Regions from separate parts of the Homo sapiens genome. Here all the other regions are linked to region 3. A link is a contact called in ENCODE Hi-C or POLR2A ChIA-PET data. All regions are on one chromosome and are shown on one strand. Each heading gives the region's core, a stretch centred on a gene start or an enhancer-like site at or near the end of the contact. The rest is flanking DNA. Distances are from core to core; before and after follow the strand shown.

The links. Hi-C counts contacts between places; a loop is a spot of excess contacts on that map. ChIA-PET counts read pairs that join two places held with the same protein, here RNA polymerase II (POLR2A). Pooled maps may share reads with other maps.
Region 1: a map of PC-9 shows a loop between it and region 3 (4-fold over the local background). The contact joins two enhancer-like sites. A Hi-C loop is called at or near these places in 4 of 168 maps with a recorded cell type or tissue (Calu3, PC-3, PC-9 and 1 more) and 1 of 50 pooled maps. POLR2A ChIA-PET finds 5 or more read pairs at or near these places in 1 of 52 experiments (PC-9).
Region 2: POLR2A ChIA-PET joins it to region 3 with 20 read pairs in activated CD4-positive, alpha-beta T cell. The contact joins two enhancer-like sites. A Hi-C loop is called at or near these places in 1 of 168 maps with a recorded cell type or tissue (gastrocnemius medialis) and 3 of 50 pooled maps. POLR2A ChIA-PET finds 5 or more read pairs at or near these places in 2 of 52 experiments (PC-9 and activated CD4-positive, alpha-beta T cell).

What each region holds. Positions count from the first base shown.
Region 1 is chr7:51,044,120-51,048,418 of GRCh38, forward strand. The region is part of intron 7 of COBL (cordon-bleu WH2 repeat protein); the gene reads right to left. Among named protein-coding and RNA genes, the nearest start is that of GRB10, 260 kb to the left of the region's middle. Within about 2 kb of position 1,817, at least 4 of the 41 ENCODE cell types and tissues checked have a DNase peak (open chromatin) inside an H3K27ac peak, as active enhancers do.
Region 2 is chr7:51,018,366-51,022,463 of GRCh38, forward strand. All of the region lies in intron 12 of COBL (cordon-bleu WH2 repeat protein), which reads right to left. Among named protein-coding and RNA genes, the nearest start is that of GRB10, 240 kb to the left of the region's middle. Within about 2 kb of position 1,251, at least 2 of the 41 ENCODE cell types and tissues checked have a DNase peak (open chromatin) inside an H3K27ac peak, as active enhancers do.
Region 3 is chr7:50,794,849-50,799,525 of GRCh38, forward strand. No RefSeq gene overlaps it. Among named protein-coding and RNA genes, the nearest start is that of GRB10, 14 kb to the left of the region's middle. Within about 2 kb of position 1,308, at least 2 of the 41 ENCODE cell types and tissues checked have a DNase peak (open chromatin) inside an H3K27ac peak, as active enhancers do.

The sequences.
Region 1 (4,299 bases), core at 567-3,066, 250 kb after region 3:
CAGTTTGGACACATCTGACGTGTATTTCATATTTGAAATCTGGCCTGGAAGATTCACGGCCCTACTCCCCAGCTTTTGGCTCTCCCTTAATTTTTACATGTGAGGCCAGTTTCTGTGGTTGAGGTTACCTGGCTCCTATGCACTAAATGTGATTCGCTGCAGGAGTTTGGTGAGATGCATAGAGTGGCAACTTGCTCTCCAAGCCAAGTTCTGTCAAGCCTTAATACTAATGATGGGTAGCACTATGGCTATTCTGCGCAACTACCTAGCTATTTGTAGATAGCAATACATTAAGTGTAAGTAATGGGAGGTCATTATTTTTCTCTTACTGAGCTTCTAGATTCTCTAAAATCACAGAAGCCTCTATGCAAAGAGATGAAATTTGAAGGACAAAAACACACAAGTCTAGCCCAGATGTATATTAGAGTTGTTATTGTTTTTTAATAAAAATAGATTTTAAACTTCAAGACACTTCAGGACATATGATCTAAGCACTATTTATAACAGTCCAGAAAACAAGCACTGTGTTTTGTTGCAGTCCCAGTGTATTTTGTTTTAAAGTCATTCTTCCCCTAAATAGTCACTGGATGCCCAAAGTGAATTAAGACTCCTCTGGGAGTGCTCACTCCACAAAATCATGCACTGAGAGTGAAGTGACATCACAATTGCACTCAACATCACCAACATTTTAACTGGACAGGAGACTAACAACTTATCACCACGAAACCAAAAGAAAATCCCATCAGGTGATGGTATATTTGAGATTCCAAACAATAAAACAAATGAAAGAACAACAGTTTAAAGAATATACATTTCACTAAAGAGCTCCAAGGTAAAGAATAGAACGAAAAAAAGGAATAGTTTAGAGCAGTGTAAACGTACGAGGAGATATGCTGAATGCAGTGATGCTGGTCTGCTGCGACCTCGCTCTTCTAGTTCTCTCCCCAGCTTTTGGGGCTAGACTCTTGTTCAAGACAAATATTGAGAAGAAACGTCGCTGTAGCTCCCTGTTTCCCATCACTCCTCTCTTGCCTTCCCTTTTGCTGCCATCACTGAACAATAAAACCAGCACGTTTTTTCTGTCTATGTTGTATATAAAAAGTATGACAAGAGTAAAACTCTCAGGTCACAGAGACCTGGATTCACACCCTGGTGGAGTAAGGTAATGCTGCTGCCCACAGGGTCCCTGTTGCTAAGTGGGTGCCTGAATGTGAACGGCCCTGTGACAGGGCCTGGGGACACATATTTCCAATCCAAGCATGTGGGCTCTCTGGCACTCACAGCTTCTGAAGGGACAGACACGTACGCAAAGAATGACAGTGCTGTATGGTCACACCAACTCTCGGTGTGCTCCCATAGGCAGAGTGTGGCAGGCTGGACTGAGCGAGGTGGTGGCACACAGTAGGGGCCACACAAATGCTGGTTTAGCCTGGCTTACCCTCTTCCCTCTCCAGGGATTATCGCTGAGGCGCAAAGTGACCTTAACAAATGTGTCCCCACTAGCTGTCTGCTGCCAGGCCCCTTGGAGGAGGCCCTCAGAGCACCTGGTACATGCCCTCTGGAGGCACAGAACACATCGCAGGGCAGAGGGACTCTAACCCACCTCCACCCCTTCTCTAGCCAGTTATAAGATCAGGAATGCTTGTCGGGTGATACATATATATTCCTCAGAAGTTTTGAGGCAATAAAAAAAAGTTGAGAGCCTGTGGTCTAAATTAAGCCACCTGCAAAGCCTTAAATCAACATGGAGTGAGAGGTCACATATTTGGTGCACACACGTGTTAAACCATTTACAAAATGACTAATGCGAGTGCTATTACCAGAGCTCCCCTTTTGCCCAGGCCAGCCCTCCTGCTCTCCATGTGGATAATCTTCCCATGGCCCGTGTGGCCTGGCCACAGCCCTGCGACACCATTCATGCCATTGGTGCAGAAGCAGGTGGGGGTGGGGGGGCCTGCTCTCAGGAGGTTTATCTGCGTCTAGGGAGAAGAGTGGCACAGGAATTGAAAAGACAACTGTCTAAATGCTGGGAGGAGAGGGAACATGGGTGAAAGGCCTTCTGCCAAAGGGGTGGGACCCGTCCAGGAAAGACCAGGCAGACCTCCCCACAGTGATGCCGGCACCTGCTCGGAGTATAGGGTGGGGCAGGGTGTGGCCAAGGGGGAGCACCTGCAAAGGCTTTGAGGAGGGTGATGGAGGCTGAGTGGGGAACTTTCCAGAGAAGCTTCCTGGTGAGCTGTCAGAGAGAGCACAGATCTGAAGAGAAGGGCAGATATTCCTGTGAAGCCCCAACCTGTGTTGGTGTGAGTTTTCAGGCAATTTCTGATCCCTCCTTTCCGAGGTCTGCTCTGTCCTGGGCATCTTTTGTTTGGAATCAGACATGCCCATCTCACTCATCCTGCCCCCACCCCACATCTCTTTTCTTCCTTCAGCTGGTTCCGATGATTAACCCCATGAACTGTAACATGTTTTGACAATTTCTGAATGAGATAATGGTGCAGGAGACTTTTTTTTTCTTCATCAATGCTAAACGGAAACTCAGAACATAAAAGGAAAACGTGGAGCTGCTTGGGCTGCATCGAGGTTGGGGGCCCAGGTCCTGTCCTCCAGATCCTGTGTGTGTCCCATTTCCCACCCTCTGTCCAGCCTCTGAGGGGCTTCCCTAGAGCCAGCGATCCAGGGACCCCAGCCTGAAACCCAGGGGCAGCAGGAGGAGGGCTGAATTGAAAGCCCAAATTGCACTCTGAACAATCCCCTTTCCCCTTTCTGTAAAATAAGCAGTTGGCTCTGACGGGCTCTAAAATCCCTTCTAGAGTGGAACTGTTAACAGTCTTTGAAATGCCAAATCAAAATATAGGATGTAAACACTCATTTTTACAACTGACCAGTGACTAATTAGGAATCTTTAAAAGGAATACAACATTGGCTTTGTCCTTTCTGCTATATTCTGTCTTCCCTGAGAGGGTAAGTCATTATTTTTGAGTTAATTAATGCACTGGCAACTTTGCTATTCTCTTAAGGCATGAACAATCTCTTTGAACTAAAAAGTTATTACTGCAGGATTTTTGCAAATGTGAAAAAGCACACTTACTTTGTCTTTCGCAGAAGCCTAATATAAATTCATGATTTAATTCTCTTCTAAATGAATAGCCACAGAGCCTGAGTAAGGAATATTAACCCTTCTATTGTCCTCCACCTAAATTATATAATCCCATGGTTCAGAGGCCATTACATATCTCTGAATGAGCTTTGGTAAATTCTTCAGCTCAAGTATAAAGAAGAAAATGCTAACTTAGGGCTACTAGTTCCTCAAGTTGAACACAATTATTCTCAGTTCGGTACTAGTTTTTCTTTTACAGAGTCAGCAAAGATAATTCCATCACTAAATGTAAGTATCTTCCAAGTAATTTTGGAATGGATTCATTTTATTGTTTTATTAAACGCAAATTAAAGATCTTGTGTCCTATGATATTGCTTTTTTTGTGGTTCATTAAGAAAGAGGATTTCTCAAAAGCCAGTTCCACCAAATTTATATGGCCCAGAGAAAATGTTTCAATGAAAGAAAAGCTACCTCGCCACCTCACACTGCTGCCTGTGGGTCCCACGGCCACTCACAACCAACAAGCAAAGCTGCACTTCATCTTAACCTGTGTTGACTTTGTTCTCTATGTTCTAGGCACTTGGAAGAAAGGGAAAAATTACAAGGTAAAGTGCTTCTGAACTAGTGATACAAACTGACATAAAGCATTTCAATAATTTTGTGGGGGCCAGGTGCAGTGGCTCACACCTGTAATCCCAGCACGTTGGGAGGCTGACGTGGGCGGATCACTTGAGGCCAGGAGTTCGAGACCAGCGTGGCCAACATGGCAAAACCTTGTCTCTACTAAAAATACAAAAAATAGCGAGGTGTGGTGGTGCACACCTGTAATCCCAGCTACTCGGGAAGTTGAGGCAGAGAATTGCTTGAACCTGAGAGGCGGAGGCTGCAGTGAGCCGAGATCACACCACTGCACTCCAGCCTGGGCGACAGAGCAAGACTCCATCTCAAAAATAAATAAATAAATAAATAGAAATAATTTTTTGGCATATCCCTCCAAATAATTTTGAACAATCATGCATCTCCTTCCATTTTTCATTGACGTCTGAAAATTTCCATCATGAGTTCAGTTGGTTGCAACAGATGTACATTTTAATTGTGTTATAAATACTAATATTTTACAATTTAAAAATATTGTAATTTTTTAAATTGTATTACTGTTTAATATGCCATTTACAACTAAATTAATTGTAAATTGCCAT
Region 2 (4,098 bases), core at 1-2,500, 220 kb after region 3:
TGAAGCCCCAAGGCCCAGAAGAACTGGGAGGATCGACACCACCCGGGTCTGTCTTGACACTGGGCGCACCTGCCCTTTTCCTGATGCTCCTCCATATCCCTCTCTTCTCTAGGTTCTCTCGGGCCCTCTTCCTGAACTCCCATGGTGGGGATTTAACATCTACTTCAAGCCTGTCCAACTCATGGCCTGGGACCACTTTAAATGTATCCCAATACAAATTCGTCAACTTTCTTAAAACATTATGAGGGTGGGCATAGTGGCTCACACCTGAAATCCCAGCACTTTGGGAGGCCAAGGCGGGCAGATCACCTGAGGTCGGGAGTTCGAAACCAGCCTGACCAACATGGAGAAATCCCGTCTCTACTAAAAATAAAAAATTAGCTGGGCATGATGGCACATGCCTGTAATGCCAGCTACTCAGAAGGCTGAGGCAAGAGAATAGCTTGAACCCGGGAGGTAGAGGTTGCATGAGCTGAGATCGCACCATTGCACTCCAGCCTGGGCAACAAGAGAGAAACTCCATCTCAAAAAAAAAAAAAAATATATATATATATATATATATATATATATATATATATATATATATATGATTTTTTTTGCAATTTTTTTTAAGCTCACCAGCTATCGTTAGTGTTTTTTATATGTGGTACAACACAATTTGTCTTCCAGTGTGGCCTAGGGAAGGCAAAAGATCAGACACCTCTGATCTACTTGTACAAACACAGTGCTCCACTTAGCCAGATGTTTCCTGAGGGCCCCACTTATTAATAGGGGGAGTGTTACAGTCTGAATGCTTGTGTGCTCCCAAATTCACATGCTGAAATCCCAACCTCCAAGATGGTGGTATTAGGAGGTGGGACTCTGGAATTTGATGAGGTCATGGGGGTTGAACCTCATGAAGGGATTGGTGGCCTTATCAAGGAGGCACCAGGGAGCGTGTCTACCCTTCCATCACATGACACGATGGGCAAGACTCATGGAACTTGTGATGTGGAAGGGAAGGCAAGCATCCAACAAAAACCACACCAACTGCTAGAGAAATTAGAGCTGTGGTTTGCATTATGAAGGAAAAATTATGTGACGCTGTATTGGGAACCTAATCTAGACTGAGGGAGGCTTTCTGAAGACGTGAGGTTAATAAAGGAACAAAGGGATGAGTCAGGAATGAGCTGGTCAAATGTGGGGAACAGCTCTGGAGGAGTGGAGAACAGCATTTGCTGGCCCTGAGGATGGTCACTGTGGTAGGTGTGCTTCTCCCAGGAGGCTCCTCCCCGTTCTACCTGCAGAAGAGGCAGCTGACTCAGTAGAGCTGCAATAAGCAGAACAGTCACACGCAAAGAGTCTGCAAAGACAGAACTGACCCCTAGGCCTCAGAACAATTTCACATTAACCAAAGCACACCACAGGTTTACATTACGAGCAACTAAACCAGGGGTGATGCAATTGTATTGTGGGTCACATTCACATCCTGATAGAAATTGCTATTCCCTCGTCACAGCAACTTGGAGTTCTCTAATGCACATATGAGGACCTAGGGCTTAGATGAAAAGAGAGTTGGTGTGTTTTTTCTCTTTCCTGGTTTGGGGCCTCCTGTTACTGTCACATGTCTAATCATTTCTTACAAGGTCTGTGGTCAAGGCCAAGTGTCATGACGCGTGTGGCCCGCATCAATTAATTCCTGCCGTGGGAAAACAGGCACCTGAGGGCCCAGACAAGAGACTGGAACTCAGTTCAATAGGACGTTTCCCAAAGCGGCTAGGAGCTGATAAGGTGTCTGGGCCCAGCAGCAGCAGGACACACGGAAGGGCTGGGAGAAGTCACTTATGATGTCTGTGCCCCATTTTCGCACCTGTCAAAGGGGAGCTACGACCTTGACTTCCAGGAAGGTGTCGGGGTAGATGCTTGCCCCGCTGCCCTCCTGGGAGGAAAGATCCACAAGTCATCGGGATTAGCCTGTCCCAGCTTCTTTGGAAAAGTTCCTAAGGTCAATAGCAGACCCCGCACCCCTGCCCCCTTCCTCTGGCTGAGAGGTCCTGAGGGCACAGATGAAGCTTCTTTCGTCTATCACAAGCAGCTCCGACAGTGCCCGGACCCTAGTAGGTTCTCCGGAAATGCTTGTAGAATGAAGCACTAGACATGAATGTTTTAAATATACACATGGATTAGGAGGGTACTTGTACATTCCAGGCCTTCTGAAATAATGCATTTAAAACAGATCGACAAAGACAGTCAGACGCATACAGCTTTGCCTTTAATAAGAACGCAGGGCTGAGTGGAAGCAAGCACTGAGTGTGGGGTGGGGGCAGATCTGAACACTGCCTTCAGGAGGAGTGGGTGTTCCACTGAGGAAGTGGGTGCACATGCAGCCGAGCTGCAAATGCTCTTATTTGGAGCTGGAGGAGAAACACAGCTGGAAGTTTCTCTGGCAGCCACAAATACAGAGGCAGAGACATCATTGGATTCACACCGTGAAGGCAAATGTAATTTCAATTGCCTTGAAAAATGGCAACGTCACTGTTAAGGTAATTATTCCTCCTACATCAAATTTACCCTTTTGTATTTGATCATGGGCAGCTTACTGCCAATGTGAAATTTGTGTATTACAGGTTGGGTGACCAATCACCCAATTTGCCTGCGACTGTCCCAGAAAACCTTCCCAGCATAGCTGGGCACCCTCATTGAAAGGAGGAGGCTGCACTGCTAAGGGGAGGAGGAGCACCTACAGATTCATGCACTGCCTTGCTGGGAAAGCCAAGGACACCCCTCCATTGCAGGATGTGCTCCCAGCAATGCTGTTCTGGAGCCGTTGCTGAACACCCAAAAGAAGACCCAGGAAACTCTACATCTACTGAGAACCTATGGAGAAACAACCAACACTGCACGCACTGGGAGCCCCTGAATTTATTGTATTTTCCTCAAGGTTAACATAGCTTTTAACATTTTACTTTTTTAAAAAAATTTCTTTTATTATTTTTTAAAGAGAAAGGATCTTGCTTTGTCACCCAGGCTGATGCAAGCTCAGTGGTATGATCATAGCTCACTACAGCCTTGAACTCCTGAGCTCAAACAATCCTCCTACCTTCACCTCCCAAGGAGCTGGGACTACAGGCCCGTGCCACCACACCTGGCTCATTTCTGTATTGTAGAGATGGGGGTCTTGTTATGTTGCCCAGACTGGTCTCAAACTCCTGGCCTCAAGCAATCCTCTTGCCTCAGCCTCCCAAAGTGTTAGGATTACAGCTGTGAGCCACTATGCCCAGCCAGCATAGCTTTAAAAGTCCAAAAGGTGAAATAAAACTAAATCATAAGAGGCAAAGTCCATATAATTTGATGTTCGCATGCCATAATATACACGAAAGTGTATTTGCTATGAAGACAATATAACCTCCAGGATCCATGCATAGCAGAAAAGTGCCATCTAACCAGGCTTATTAGAAAAATTGTAATTCATTTCCCAAATCGCAAATGTCTCCTGTGACCACAGGTCTACTCTCAACACAAATGAGTAGACAGGGCAAACTTCTAGGAAATGCAGTTGGTTAATGCCTTCAAAAGAATGAATCATTGGTCCAGGTGAGGCCACCTTGGCCCCCTGCACCTGAGTCTCCCTGATGAATGCTGAACAGAGGCCAGGAGGGCAGGTCGATCACCCAATTCCTGCCCTCCTAGGGCAGGCTTTCTTCAGATTTGTTGTGGTTCTGTGATAAAGCGTCAAGTGTAGGAAGGCTCTGGGATCACCGGGCATGGTAGTGATAATGAGACTGAGGGGAACGTGGTTTCCAACGTAGGACTCAGCCAAGGAACTCAGGGCCCAGCTTTCAGCCCGGGAGCATCTTGTAAACGGCTCGGGGCATCAAAACCTCAGAAATGCCACATAAATATTAATTGCCTAGAACTTTCCAGGGTGGATAAGGCAGGCCACACGACTCAGACTAATCCAAGAAACAATCAAAACCTGGACTTTTGAATGCCCTTTGAAGCAGCTGACAGATGGCTGAGACTGTGCGAGAAACACAAGCCCGGCTCCCGCCCTGGCTAGCACTTTACAGCCACGGTGACCTTTCCTCCAAGCATGCCTGGGCCTCGCACGGCACCAAC
Region 3 (4,677 bases), core at 58-2,557:
TTGAACCTTCTAGCTTCTGCTGAAGGTCCAAACAGCAATCCATGCCTACACCAGTCAGATAGCCTGATAGGCAAGGAGGCTTTGATAGAGGTTTCAAAAGTTCCTTGATACATAGACATATGTTCTTTTGGAATCACTTGTGGGTAAATTCCATACACTATGGCCCCTTTACCCCTAAATACATTGATGTGTCTTTCCTAAGAGTAGAGATATTATGTGCATAACCACAATAGTCACCAAATTCGTAAATTTATATTGATAAAATACTTGTATCCAATCTAGGTCCATATTCCGGTATAGTCAGTTGATCTGACTATGTCTTCCATAGTATTTCTTTCCCTCTGTTACAAGATCCACTATTGAGGTCTAGAGTCAGGTATTGCATTTAGTTGTCTCAAAATGTATGGGTTTTCAGACATTACTATTCACAGAGAAGTGATCAAGATAAATGTCCTTAAGTGTTTTCCTGCTAGCATAGGTCTCTAGAATTCCTAGGACAGGCCCTCATTCCCTACATTTCCTGGCTCTCTGTAGACATCAGTGGGCAGAACCCATTCAGAGACACTTTCTGATGCAAGTTCATGAACTTGTCACTCTTGTGGCTGCAGAAGCTGCAGCTGTCCTCTGTGCAGTGATCCTGGATGAGCCAATCCTATATACAGATTGTATCTTATAGCCTTCCCTTCCCCCAAACTCCAGATGCCCCTGCCCACGCACAATGCTCCCTCTCAACAGGGTGGCAGCCACAGTGGAATCTAGCCATGCAGCCTATACGTTATCCTGGAGAGCTCAGCATACTGGGCAAGACAGGGAGGCTTGTAGTTCAAGCACTTCCCCAAGGGGAAACATATAAGCTGGAATTAGGTGTCAGGACACAGGATTCCGTGATAGTGAGAAATTCAATTATCTAAACATGAGCTAGAAGCCTCCTTCAGCTGAAAGTAGAGAATCTGATAGACTCTAATTTTTAATTAGTAATGAATTGATTAACATCTGTCTTCCCCTGTTGACTGTAAGCATGGTGACTGTGGCAACTCTGTGCCCCTTCACTAGTGTCCTTCCAGCAGGTGGAGTGCCTGGGACAGAGAGGGCACTAAGTGAATAGTCATTACTGGGGAATACTGTCCAGTGAATTAATTTCTCAGGAGCCTCTGAGACCTGGGCACTGTCTCAAACATTGCCAGTAACCTTGACAAAGGGAAAGTAGTCAGGGTGAATGGCACCCTGACAGCTAACTGCTTTGAGCAGCAGTGGCCCTCGCCTCTGCTCTCATGAGCCACTGCTAGTCACACGGCCCAGCCACCATCCCATGCGGCCCATGTGGACATGCGAGCACATGTCTGGAAAGCAGCCGCCTGCCCACCCCTGCAAGGGGAAGGGGGTAGTCTATAGTCATAATATAATCATAGTGCCTGCCCCAGAATACCTGAGGAGCCTGCTTGCACTACACATCCCTGGGCCCACCCAAGCTCTGGAGAGTTCACACTTCCAGGGTTCATCTGCAATTTTTTTTTTGAGACGGAGTCTCACTCTGTCACCCAGGCTGGAGTGCAGTGGCGCGATCTCAGCTCACTGCAAGCTCCGCCTTCCGGGTTCACGCCATTCTCCTGCCTCAGCCTCCTGAGTAGCTGGGGCTACAGGCGACTGCCACCACCCCCAGCTAATTGTTTTGTATTGTTTCAGTAGAGACGGGCTTTCACTGTGTCAGCCAGGATGGTCTCTATCTCCTGACCTCATGATCCGCCCACCTCGGCCTCCCAAAGTGCTGGGATTACAGGCGTGAGCCAACACGCCCAGCCCATTTTTAATAGACTCCTGCATGATGCACGATCTACATCCACACCAGTATTCCAAACACTCCAAAACGAGATGGACAGGCCACCCTGGAGTCTAGAGGTGGGGAGCCTGGCAGCATTCAAGGAAGGCTTCCCAGTGGTTGCCATGCCCCCATGGCACCCTAGAACATCAAAGATGGTAAGTTAGGCAAAGAGAACTGAAGAAAAGGCCTTTGGGGTTGAGGGACAGGCGTGTCTCTCAGACCAAACCCATGAAAGACCTTGGCTCCCTCAGGGCGCAGTACCAAGTAGTTGCATTTAGTCACAGAATGTTGCTGCTGGGTCTGGGGTTAGAGTTTTGATAACACACCAAGCTGGAGGGGTAAGAAGGGACTTATTTGTCAGATTTATATTTAACTATTTATACTTATTTGTCAAGTATAGGCTTATATGGCGATGAGAGCACCGGATATGTCTGTTATGGGGCCTACCAGCACAGTGCCCCCCAGCTAGCCCTGCTCTGTCTAGAGTTTCCCCACAACCCTGGTTTTCCTTGATTCCTAAGTACCAATTAAATTGGTCAGGGATGACGCTTGGCCCAGAGATTCCCATTCTGTAGGTAGGTGGGCCAGTGGGCGGAAGGGTGACCCAACCAATCAGAAGCCTGCACCTGGGATTCTGAACTTGAAGTACTGGTGGGATCTGCACAATGGAGACCAGGTGAGGAACGGCGAGTTGGGCTCAGCATAAGGATGGTGTAAAGTACAAAGACCCAAACAGATGCCGTCGTGCCTCCCGTCTCTCTGGGCCCAGGCTGGTACAGCTATTGTTTTGAACTTCCATAGAATTCCATTTTCCGTCATTGTTTATTTGTTTGTTTTGTTTTGATTTTGGTGGGGGGTTGGAGGGGGTAGGGACAGAGTCTGGCTCTGTCGCCTAGGCCAGACTGCAGTGGCGCAATCTCAGCTCACTGCAACCTCCACCTCCCAGGTTCAAGCAATTCTCATGTCTCAGCCTCCCAAGTAGCTGGGATTACAGGCATGCGCCACTATCCCCAGCTGATTTTTTATATATGTAGTACAGACAGGGTTTCACCATGTTGATCAGGCTGGTCTTGAACTCCCAACCTCAGGTGATCCACCTGCCTCGGCCTCCCAAAGTGCTGGGATTACAGGTGTGAGCCACCACACCTGGCCCCATTTTCCTTATATTGTCTTAATATCAACTCTCCTTTTCTGAAGTTGCTTGGATCAAAATGTCTTTACAACCAGAACAGAGGCTCACAGAAAGATGTTTATTCAGGCTGGTTACTTAGGTATAATTTGCTGACCAGAAAATTTATCATTTTTTAATGTACAATTTGTGGAGTTTGGAAAGGTATATAGTTATGGAACCAGTAAAGACATTAATACAAATAGTTTTCACCCCAAAAAGTTTTCTCATGCTCCTTGTCAGTCCCCCTTCCTACTCCAGGCAACTGATCCTCTTTCAGTTCTTAGGTTTTGCTTTTCTTTTCTTTCTTTCTTTTTTTGTTTTTTGGAGAGATGGAGATCTCCCTGTGTTACCCACGCTGGTCTTGAACTCTTGGCCTCAAAGCAATCCTCCCTCCTCAGCCTCCCAAAGTGCTGGGGTTACAGGTGTGAGTCACCACACCCAGCCATGTTGCTCTCAAGATTGTCATCTGAATGGAATCACACAGTAGTTAACTTGGCATAATGTCCTTGTGAATCATCCATGTTTAGTGACTGGATAGCATGATACTTTAATTAGGGTAGGTGTACATCCACTTGTTCAGCCATTCTCTGGCTGGCGAAAATTTAGGCTAGTACCAGTTTTGGGCAATTATGAATAAAACTGCTATGAGTATTTGGGTAAAGGTTTTTCTGGAAATGTAAGTTTTCATTTCTCTTGGGTAAATAACTAAAAGAGAGACCGCTAGGTCATATCTCAGTATATGTTTACCAGGAACTGTCAAACTATTTTCAAAGTGAGTATATTATTTGTGTCTGCACCAAAAATGTGTAAGAGTTCCAGTTGCTCTACATCTTGCCCAACACTTGCTGTTGTTTGTCTTTTTCATTTCTGCCATCCTGATATTGTGGGGGCAGCTTCTAATGTTGTGTAGTGGTATCTCATTCTGATTTTAATTTGCATTTCCTTCATGGCTAATAATGTTGAGCACTTCTTCATGTGCTTATTTGCTGTGCATATACAGTGTTTTGTATAGTGTCTATTCAAATCATGTGCCCATCTTTTTGTGTGTTTTTTTCTTATCATTGAGTGCTGAGAGTTATTTATATTACCAATCCTTTAGTAGAGATGTGTTTTGCCAGTATTTTCTCCATTCTTTTCACTTTTTAAATGGTACCTTTCAAACAGCAGAAGTTTTTTTATTTTTTTATTTTTTATTTTTTTATTTTTTTTGAGACAGTCTTGCACTGTCGCCCAGGCTGGAGTGGCACTATCTCGGCTCACCGCAAGCTCCGCCTCCCAGGTTCATGCCATTCTCCTGCCTCAGCCTCCCAAGTAGCTGGGACTACAGGTGCCCGCCACCACGCCTGGCTAATTTTTTGTATTTTTAGTAGAGACGGGGTTTCACCATGTTAGCTGGGATAGTCTCAATCTCCTGACCTCATGATCCGCCCGCCTCGGCCTCCCAAAGTGCTGAGATTACAGGCATGAGCCACTGCGCCCAGCCAGCAGAAGTTTTTTGTTTTGTAAGTTAAATTATCAATTTGTCCTTTCCTGGATTGTTTTTTGTATCCTATCTAAGAAATTCTTTCCTAGACCAATACTGCAGTGATTTTCTTTTATGTTTTCTTCCAGAAGTTGTATAGTTTTGGCTCTTACATTTAGAGATATAATTCAATTGTAACTGATTTTTGTAGACCGTGTGAAACAA